Linked DNA regions of Homo sapiens: region 2 is linked to region 1. The links are chromatin loops, found by intact Hi-C in ENCODE. Cell type or tissue: endothelial cell of umbilical vein. All regions are shown on one strand. Each heading gives the region's core, and the rest is flanking DNA. Links, peaks and the distances in the headings are about the cores only.

Region 1 (5,378 bases), core at 213-5,212:
TTTGTGAGGAGGGAATCAAGCAGCATTTGCTCTGGGGCTAATTATTTCCCACTACTGAGGCAAAAAACTTCTGAATACCCAATGTCGTATGAATCATGAAGTTTTCCAGTCTGGCTGGTGGGAGGAGGCATTATTCCCAGACCCATGTGAGTGCTAGTTCCGTCGGACTGTTCTTTACGCAGCCATGGGTCATTTTCCCACATGCGTATACTAATCATTACTCTGTGGAGTACTCAAGGGGAACCCTCTGCTGATCTGCAGGTTTCTCTCTGAGCAGCTCTAGCCTCTCTGTTGTTCTGTTCTACAAACTCTAGCTTCCTTGGTCTCCCTAGACTTTCAGCTCTGTCTCTCCAATTGAAGGATTCCACCAGGCTTTGTGTGGTTTCCCCCTTCTGATCTGCAGCCTATAAACTCTCTCAAGAGGATAAACTAGAAAAATATTAGGGTTTCCTTCATTTGTTTATGTTTCTCAGGGAACACTGTATTTCATTGCTTGATAGCCAGTATCTTAAAAATAATTGTTTCATATATTTTGTTTCTTTTTTATTGTTTCAGGTGGAAATGTGTACAGGAAAGAACCTGATAGGCCTGAGTTGCTCAAATCCTGAGCAATATGGTTTGACTGTGTCCCCAACCAAACCCACCTTGAACTGTAATAATCCCCATGTCACACGGGTGGGGCTAGGTGAAGGTAACTGAATCATCAGGGAGGTTTCCCCACACTGTTTTCATGGTAGTGAATACGTCTCATGAGATCTGATGGTTTTCTACATGGTGGTTCCTCTGCATAAGCTTTCTTGCCTGCCACCATGTAAGATGTGCCTTTGCTCCTCCTTTGCCTTCCAACATGATTGTGAAGCCACCCCAGCCATGTGGAACTCTGAATCCATCAAACCTCTTTCCTTTATAAATTATCCAGTTTCAGGTATGTCTTAATCAGCAGCGTGAGAACAGACTAATACACTAAGCATTCCCAAGAAAGGCTTGTTTTCAGAAGAAGTGGCCCTCAGCTCACTCCTAGGAACCAAGCTGTGACTATTCTGTCAGACAAGAGTGTTTTGTTTTGTTTTTTTTTTTAATGCCAAAGGCCTTGGGCCACGTTGTAACAGTTGGCTAGTTTACATTAACAGTGTGATTAATGATGAGTATCTGCTTTTTCTCTGGTGGTCTGAACCTTGAATAACTGAAGTCAGTCACACAGCACTATATGTATACATGACTAACACGCAATTAAAAACCCTGGATACTAAGGTTTGGGTGAGCTTCCCTTATTGGCAACTCTTCACATGTTGTCACACATCATTTGCTGGAAGAATTAAATGTGTGCCATGTAACTCCATTGGGAGAGGACAACTGAAAGCTTGTGGGTGACTTCCTCTGAACTTTGACAAATGCGCCTTTTCCCTTTGTTTCTTTTAATTTATTCTTTCACCATAATAAACTATAACCATGAATACAACAACTTCTATATCCTGAGGGTATTTATAGTAAATCAATTGTGCCTGGAGGTGGTCTTGGAACCCCCAATACAAAATGTACATCTATTCCCTAGTGTCCCACCTTGAGTGTATGCAGAATTCCAGTAAGAGTATCATACTCTAGTGGCCACTCCTTCACATGGCTTAATTTTATAGAGCACCTGGACAAACAATACAGAAAAATTTTCAAAATGGCAATACGTAATTTCTTTACTCACTTTTATATAGGAATCTTAGGTAAATGTATTAGAGATTGATACGTGGTCATGGGACCATGGGCTTTAAAGTAGAAAAAGTTAACTTATCACAGATACTCCTGAATAAATCAGCTGCATCAGAATATCTCAGATTTCCCTACACATCTATCAATTATACATGGATAGGCCTTGGGAATCAATCAGTTTAACAAATGTCTGTGGCAGACTTTGCAGCTCTCCTGCCTCAGTATGCACTCCATCCTTCCTTCTTAGTAGCAAACCCCTATTACATTTTGGGAGCCATAGTTCTCAGCTACAGACTATAATTCCCAGGCTTTGACAAGCCATTCAGCTAAGTACCAGGAAATAATATGCATTTAGAAGTGTGTATCTTTTAAGGAGTCTCATTAAAGGGAGAGGTATACCTTGTTTTTCCTGTTCTTCTCTGCTTTTGGAGCTCTAGCTGCTAACTTCAACAGAGAGGTGAACTTGAGGATATCAGAATGGAAAGACAGAAACCTGTTGACAACAAAAAGGTGCTATACGCACTCTAGTATCTATCTCTGGACTTCTTTTACATGAGGAATAAATAAAGTTCTGTCTTCTTTAAGCCGCTTTTAGCAATTTTTCCCATGTTATACCCCAACACCTGGTTTTTACAGTGCCCAAGGTGATTCTGGTGGTCAACTAGGTATGGGAAGGACTGATAGTCCAATCAACAAGGCAAAATATTCAAAACCAGGGTGCATGGAAACTTCAAAATAAAAGCATTTGGCTTATGTACTTAAAAGATAAGTGGGAAATCACATCAGCTTAAGTATTTTTCTTGAAATCCATCAAATGTCAAAAATCCTAAACCAAAACTTACTCATTTCAAAGAATGATCAATGGAAATTTTATTGTGCCAGCACAAAAAAAGTAATTCATTTTCATCTCCATTCATTGACTGCTAATAGGTTTCTCCATTTTAACTGACATAATTTTTTTACAATATAGCATAATGATGTGAATAAAATATATCCAATGCTCCTTTGCAAACTGTTTTTTGAAAATCTCCCATGCACACAACTCCCTCCCCAAAATCCACACTTCCAACCAGTCTGTTAAATCCCTCCCTCCTATCAAGCCGCAGTAGATAACACATTTCTGTGCTCCCAAGATACACCATGCAAAACACCCTATCTCTATTAATATTCTAACTTGATTTCTGGATGTGTTCTCAGTCTAATATATACTTCAACAATAAGACAGTTTAGCAACTTTTTATCAAAATTTTATAATGTCTTTTATTCGAAAAAAATTATATTAAAAAATGATATAAGAACATTTTTTAATGTTCTTATATCAGATGACTATTTGGTAATACCTGATGTTGAATGAGAGCTTACAGTATGCCAGGCACCCCTTCAAGTGTTTTTCAAGTACAGATGAGAAAACTAAATCACAAGGAGATTGAGTAACTTCCCCAGGAAGTAACAGAGATTCTTAACCCACATATTTTGGCTTCAGATTATGGACTGTTATTCACTACTCTGTACTTCTTCTATGGGCAGCTAATATTAGTTTCATTTTAATGTAGTAACTCAACGATTGCTGCATATTCACTGTAAATACTGAAATCAATTTTGCGCTGGTGCAGCTACAGAAACAAGACCTGAAATAAGTCAGATTAAAGAAAAGTCTATTATATGCTGATTAAGCCACAATATATACCAAACTTCCTGGTACACATTGCTTATATAGTGTTACTTCAAATGAAAAGAAAGAGACAAACCTCAGAAATATTGTTAAGGAAGCTCTAGCAGGACTTGATAACAATGAGTATAGGTTGTAAAGAGACAGAAAAGTAAATACACCTCCCATATTAACAATTTGTGATTATAAGGGGAATAGTATGCACAGAAAATAAAAGTTGGGATAGAAAACTGGCTTAGAAAAAAATATTTAGTACTGTTTGGCTCATCACTTGAATAATGGTGTCATCTTACAAATGACATATAAGCAGCAACAATAACAAAAAACTGACAGTGAAATACAGCATGTCTCCAGTGCCTTTCAATTAATTGTTGGATTTGAATTAAGTTCACACATCTTGTCTAAAAAGCTAAGATTTTTCTTTAATTGTAAAAAAATCACAGATGCTCTGGTATCAAAAATACATTTACCATTCAGAAATGTCAGGTAATGCTACTTCCATTAAAATAGAAATTCTGGGTTTAATATTTATCAATTTATAAAATAGTTTACATATATTATTAAACCCTCAAATTCTTGTATTCCAATTGAAATCCACATAGTCTAAAATTCTCTGCTTATATGCCTGTCTGCCCCACTAGCCTTTCAGCTTACTGAGTATGATGACTGGCTATTACCCTTCTCAGTATCTCCAGGAACTTATATAAGGCATAAATATAGAGACTTGCAATAAATTGAATTGTATCTCCTTAGAGTGTAAGAGCCACAAGGGACCTCTATTTACAGATGCGCCTAGTGAAGTAAAAGAACAATCCATATTAAAGACTGAGTCAAGATTAGAACCAAGTCTCCTAACTCTATGACATCACCACACTCATACAAAAATATCACTACAATGAGGCTCCTGAATACTTTGAATTATCCATGACTTTACATTGCCTACGAGCCTACTTCTGATAAGAAACCATACTTGAAAGTAGCATAAGAGCAAGAATTAGAAGATGCATAAATAATATAGACCAGAGAGGCATAAGAGGTCAGAAGTTCAGTGTTTTGGATTTACTGGGTAAAACTGGTTTTCTTTAATTTCCATAGGAAAGATTACAGGATGCCCACATGTCAAGTAATTCTTTAATCATTAAGTTTGCTGTTTCCATTGAAATGTTATTCATCTCAAAGATATGTAAATTATCACCATCACTTTAATACAATGCTTCCTACACTTTCTCTGTCATTTTAAAGATTAAGACTGAAAATAAATTAAAAGCAGGGGTATGTTGCTATATAATAAGAGGTAATTTCATCAAATTAGTAACATTCAGATTCTAATGAGATTTCTTTATTATTTTAGACACAGAATATTTTCCTAAAGGAGCATACTAAACAAAACAATCTACCTTTTAAGACTTTTCTTAAATGGAGCATACCACTAGAAAACAAACAGCTATTATTTTTCATTTCAATCTAAATAACTGCAATAACTTCCAGGTGTTTAGAAAGAGGTACCTCCCAACACTACATAGTTCCACGCTTTCTTTAAACCTTCCTAACACTTAGACTTACTCAAAGATATAAACATTATTCCAAAGGATGATAAATATTGCATCGTAATTAAGGTTACTGGGCTGGCACAGAAGAGAATTTGACTTAATGGGAGACTTCTGTGATGGAAATTAATAAGTTTGCCACTTAATTACAAACAGTGTGGGTTGTGAGCAACATTCATACTATTTACACACTTGTTAAGATTTAAGTAAGAAAAGGCTTGATAATACATCTCTTATTTACTACGAAGCAAAATTAAAACTTGAAAACTAGAAACAATCTATATTTAACAATATCACAAAGAATGAAATAGCTCCGATTTCTTTTGCTTTAAAATTTGTTTTACTGAATATAATACATATTTATTTTTAAAAGTTTTAATCCGAATGAATGATAACCCCCTAAAATGCAGGTTATAGAGCTGGATGAAGCATGTGAAAATTTTTAGAAACGTATGTAAATG
Region 2 (5,378 bases), core at 180-5,179, 150 kb after region 1:
ATTTGCAATTATTCCATTCTCAACATTATTCTTCCTCTATGAAGCAACTGCAATAAATTTGCACAAAACTGAATAGAATAGCTTATTTTTCAAAAGTTCTTCCTCATCTCCTCAACAAATGCCAGAGTGTTACATCTTCTGTTTCTCACAAACTCTGTCACCAGGACTTCAGCTCTCTTTCTTCCTTTCAAATCCTAAACACTTATTATTTAGCCAACCAGCATGAGGCCAACTTTCCAGAGACCACCTAGGAACTAGAGTATGTAGCTTCTACTTTTCTAATTTCCCAAGGAAACAATGCCACCAGTAGACATATTGCATTTTGTTAAATACATAACAAGCATAATATTTAAAAGCCCTAAATCACCAACTGGTAGATCCCTAGAGAAAAAAGGTAATTCATGGAATAATGAAGGAAAGAACAGGAGTTACATATTCTCTTGCTGGTGATAGAATGTCGAATGCAAAGACAGCATCTGTGTTTTCTTTCCTACTTCAACTCATTCTTAAAATGGACTCGCCCCCGGGAGCTTCTGAGAAGGGCTCCACCCGTTCCCTGCAGACGACAATGTTCTTTGAGCGCAAAAGCTGTGAGTATAGATACCCTGGGAGTAATTGTGGGATCAGACACAATGGGGTGGGATTAGGGGTAGGCAGAGGGTGTGTGTGGAGTACCCTTCACTGGGAATCCTAAATATTAGAAGAAAGGCGAAACCCTAGGTGGGGAAGCATGAGAGTGTGCCTGCTTCCTTCAAGACACCTCGGTGTCAGCCTCTCCAGGGTTCAGACTGCTCTTGTGGGCAAGAGCCCAGTGGGGCACACGCACTTCGTGCCTGAGAAAGGCCCATCCTCCAGGGGGAGAAGGTATCTGAGATGTAGCTCAGCTTAGAGCGGTCCCAGAGCGACAAGAGGGAGAGCTTCACAGGCCTCTAAGTTTATTTGATTTTTCTCCTGCAGTTTCCATTTCTCAGGAATTCAGTCTTCGTGCGTAGCCCGTGCACAACCAACGACCACCACGCAGGGAGGAAACCTGGTCTTAGTGTTTGGCCGCGCTAGTGGAATCTTCTGGGCGCCTGGTACGTTCTTGTCCCCAGCACTCTGTCCTTCCACCTTTGAAGCGCCTTGATAGGACGGTCCCAGATGCCTCACAAGAAGGAAAGGCAAGGTGCAAAGCTGGCAAAGCTGTGTGGTCCGACGCTGGCGAGAGCTGAGACCTGGAGCCCCAGCCCACGCCTTCCACTCTGGGTCATCCTTCCCAGCTTCATCTTGGGCATGCCAACTCCTGCCACGTCCGATTGTCCCCAGGAGTGCCCAGGCATGCTTGAGGGGTGTGGTGGCGGTGGCTTCCTCTTCGCTAGGAGGTGACAAATCCGTGTTGTTTTATCGTCCATTAATATTTGAAACAAACAAACAAACAAACAAACAAAAACTCTAAGTAGAAGGAGGGAGAGGCTCTCTCTTGCTCCCACGCCTTCGCAGCTGACCTGAGAGGGGGGACGTGCCTTGCGTTTGTTGGTGTTTGAGACTCGTCCTAAAGGCAGAGGCAGGGAAGACAGCGCTGAAGAGGCGTCCCAAAGAGATTGGACGTCTGAACAGTCACTGCCTGCCCCAACCTCTTTCAGGAAGGTTCCAGGTCTGTGCCACACTGCAACCAATCCGGTTCCCATCCTGTTTCTCCACCCCTTCTCGGAGAATCCGAAAAGAAAATATGCGTTCCTGAGAGACCCGCCACACTTCCGATCTGGAAGTTCCGCGGGGACCCAGCCCCCGGGCCCCCGCCCCCTCCCCATCTCGGCCGCCAAGTCTGGTTGCGGAGCAGCGCGGCCGGCCGGGGGTGGGGCTCCGGCACCGCCCCGGGCTCGGGATTCGCGAAGTCACGCGCTTCCGCAGGCTTGCGGGGGCACCTTCGCCCACGGACACGCCCTTTCTGCGGAGGCAGCCCCCAGCGACCCTCTGCCCAGCTTCGGCGCCTCACTCGCGACGCTCCCAAACTGCTCAAGGCCTTTCAGTCGTTCCCAACTTTAGAAAATCGCCCCGTCCGCGTCTCTCCCTCCAGCCGCACCCCACCGTGGAGAGGAGAGGAGCGGACTGGGAACGCCGAACCGCCCCGCAGGCTCGGGGAAACGGACCCCCTTCCGCTCCCCGCCCATCCCCTTCACCTCGCCCCCCGCCCCCTGCGCGAACCCATTTTCCAGTCCTGGTCACCAGAGGCGCAGCGCACAGCCTTTCCGGTGGAACCAGTGCGAAAACACCCGAGGAAATGAAAAGAACAAGAAAGTGCTACCTTGGCAACCACGGGCGTTTAGTGGCCAGCTGGTGGGCTGGGGAGGGCGGCCGCTGCCCCCCTGCCGCTGGTACTCTCCTCGACTACGCGTATTCTTAAGCAATAACAACGTAATCCGTATTATCCACCCAAGAATACCCGTCACCGAAGAGAGTCAGAGGACCAAGCTGCCGCTGCCGCTGCTACCGCTGCCGCTGCTACCGCTGCCGCTGCTACTGCCGCCGCCGCCGCCACCAGAACTCTTGCTGCTCGCTGAGCCCGCCCCTGCCTGGGGATGGGCTGAGCTTGACCGGGACCATAAATCCATAACTCGATTTCCCTAAAGAAGGATCCAAAGCTGTGCTCGGCTGCTTCCTGCCCAAATCCAAATGGCCGCTCTATTTCCAATTCTGAAAGACAAATCACAAAATCAAATACTTAACACAGAAGAGTGCTGTCTTTCCAGTGAGGAGGGAAGATGTGGCAAGGCTTTTTGGGCACAAGTGGGAGTGACAAGTAACCTTCAGTTTACCTGGTGCTCTCCCAGTGCTTTCCTCTGCACTTCTCTGCTTGGTACCCAGTCTGGTCTCGGCCAGTCCACTCTAGGTGGTATGATTGAGTGCCATGGCGGCCAGAGAACCCTGTAAGAGACGTGAATAGTTACCCACACAAATACAAATATATTTGCCTAGACGGCTTTGGGAAGAAGTGAGGCTTAAATAAAGATAGGTCATGCATGGGTGAAATTTTCAGTAGTGTGTTTTGGAAATGCACTTTTCTCAAGCCCAAGATCATGGAAAATAAACACTCATTCAATTTACTACTTGAAATCAAATACTTATAGATGTACAAAAATAGGCGTCTTTCCTTTGAAGGCCTTATAGCTATACAACATAATGATTTTTAAAGAAAAAAAAAAGCTTGAAGGCACACAGTAATTAAACCCATTTTCCATAGTGTCAAAACTCACTGAGTTGACAAGCTGGTAGACTTTCTATGATTTAAGCATCATTTTATATCACTACAATGTTTAATTTCATAGCACACTTTTAAAATATATACTATAAATGCATTGCTGTACAGCTGTTGTGGACACCTCTACAGAAAAACCTTTGAAGCTCTGTGTTCATAAATATTATTTTAAGAAGAAAAAGCCAATAAAAACTCATTTGCAAAGTGACTGTAATTTTGGCATTCAGAGAGAGAATCTCTGTGATTCTTTGATGATCAATATGGCTCTTACTGGAAAAGCTTTGTCTTAAGATCCTGCAGTGGATATTCTGATAATGGGGGTTTATTGTTCACTAAATAAAATGGACAAGTGCAACGTCACTACCCAAGACATGGTGTAGCTTCCTTAGAAAGTTCTCAATTTGCTTTCCCCTTTACTCTCAAATACATGAAAGTACATCCATGTAAGGGGAATGGGGGGGAATATGGAAACATGGCAATAGACATTATGATTTCCCAAATTATGTAAGTGCAAATAGCTCTTCATCAAGGAGTAATTATATAACAGAATCTCTCCCACTACCACAACTCATCTCTAACTGACCTGGTTGCAATTTAAGGTGCTTAGGTTGTGTTTGCTCTTATTTTTTTAAAAATTATAATACTTCTCCGGGCACACCAACTCATCATTTTCTTGACATGTTACTTACAGATGGAAAAATCAACATGAATTCTAGGTTTTATGAATAGATGTTTAATATATAATGTCTGAACCTAAAATAACTAGAAAGAAAACCAATATAGCCCAACTACCAGACTGTTTTACATTATTTTCAGATAACTCTTAAGTACACCACTTACAAAAGGACAGATACCAATAAAACAAATAAATAAGCACTATTTTCTGTTGTTACCTAACATAGGTATAAAGTGGAGCTTTTCTCTGGTGCTAGACAAAAAAAAAATTCAGAAAGCTGACAGGTTCTCTTCAGCTTGAACTCCTAGAAACAAAAGCCCTTAGGGAAAGTAATGCAATAGTCTATGAGCAAAGTGTACATTTGCTTCTGCACTCTTCTATTTAAATCTCAACTAATATTAAAAGGAAAACAAGAAACACACTATACAGATAGGCTTGGATTTAGTAAATGGAACGTTATAAACTCAAAAGGATGGTCAAGGGAGGCACACACACACACACACACACACACACACACACACACCCCAATACACAGGGCATCAGAATCACAGCATAAATACCCACACAGCTTTTCAATGCTTTCCAAGTAGTCTCCTTCAGTTTTGCTTCCTCACAATTAAAATAAAATATATACACACACTGACCCACAGACTCGCACGCTTTAAGAAACTAGAACAACGCAGTTGATATGCTTTCTTTCTACCCAAGTAGCAGTGCCAGCCTTTTCCCTACCTACCCAATGTTCCACCAGCTTCAGCACCTGGACGAATGGACAGCTCAACCCGGGCCGACTGCCGGCAGCACTCGCAGCAGAACTGACGCTCTGAGCTCTAACCAAAGCTCTCTCGTGCTTGAGCGGGGCAGCCTGACTTACGAGAACACCATTTCCTACGAGACCACTGCCGCTGGGTGCATATTCAATTCAAGCCTCCTTAAGCTGTCGGATTTCCCCCACCCATCCACCCTCCCCCCCTTCTCCACCCTCCACACAAAAACAAAAAAGGGAAAAAGCCCAATACCATCAGGGCGTTTGTTGATCAACTTACACTTCGCTTTTGAATATTTAGATACTGCTAGCGGAACAATATCAGCGGAGGCTTAGGTCCGCATTAAGTACCTTTGTTCATCGACTCCTGCAAGCCATGTTTATTAGAATCTACATTTCTCTCGCGCCCCAATAACTAGAGGTGTGTTTTGCGGGCAGGGGGCTTTCAGCACCTTTTGATCTCTCAAGGCCACCGCGACTGATTGACGGTTCCCAGTACTTTCCTATGCTATCCCCCATACTCCAACACCCATCCCAGTTAATCGCTTCGCAATTTGCAACCAAAAATACATAAAGAAACGCGACAAAGCAATGGGTTTGAGGAAATAAGCCAATTAAGCTAAAGCTGAAATGCCTCTCTCTCTCTCTCTCTCTCTCTCCCCCCCTTCTCCCTCTTTCTCTTCCCCCTTGACTCCCTCCCT

Evidence for each region. Peaks named below come from ENCODE experiments on the same cell type or tissue, not always from the same donor. Only the 100,000 strongest peaks of a DNase experiment are listed, where the experiment ranks them.
Region 2: a loop joins it to region 1, with 5 times the contacts of the local background. A loop is called at or near these places in 4 of 110 quality-filtered maps.

The regions. Positions count from the first base shown.
Region 1 is chr1:97,898,036-97,903,413 of GRCh38, forward strand. The region is part of intron 1 of DPYD (dihydropyrimidine dehydrogenase); the gene reads right to left. Among named protein-coding and RNA genes, the nearest start is that of DPYD, 20 kb to the right of the region's middle. In endothelial cell of umbilical vein, for the core only: no CTCF peak of the experiment used is centred there; a DNase peak (open chromatin) is centred at 3,266; H3K4me3 peaks cover 240 bases; H3K27ac peaks cover 2,918 bases.
Region 2 is chr1:98,043,724-98,049,101 of GRCh38, forward strand. LOC124904228 reads right to left here and starts at 1,780. Exons shown (of 1, transcript XM_047437906.1): 1 at 1-1,780. The coding sequence starts at 1,667. The coding sequence ends at 1,146. MIR137HG (MIR137 host gene) reads right to left here. Exons shown (of 5, transcript NR_046105.1): 2 at 2,796-2,904; 3 at 2,285-2,673. It overlaps MIR2682 (microRNA 2682), which reads right to left and starts at 1,628; the gene lies at 1,519-1,628. It overlaps MIR137 (microRNA 137), which reads right to left and starts at 2,448; the gene lies at 2,347-2,448. In endothelial cell of umbilical vein, for the core only: no CTCF peak of the experiment used is centred there; DNase peaks (open chromatin) are centred at 1,668, 2,418 and 4,718; H3K4me3 peaks cover 2,338 bases; H3K27ac peaks cover 1,635 bases.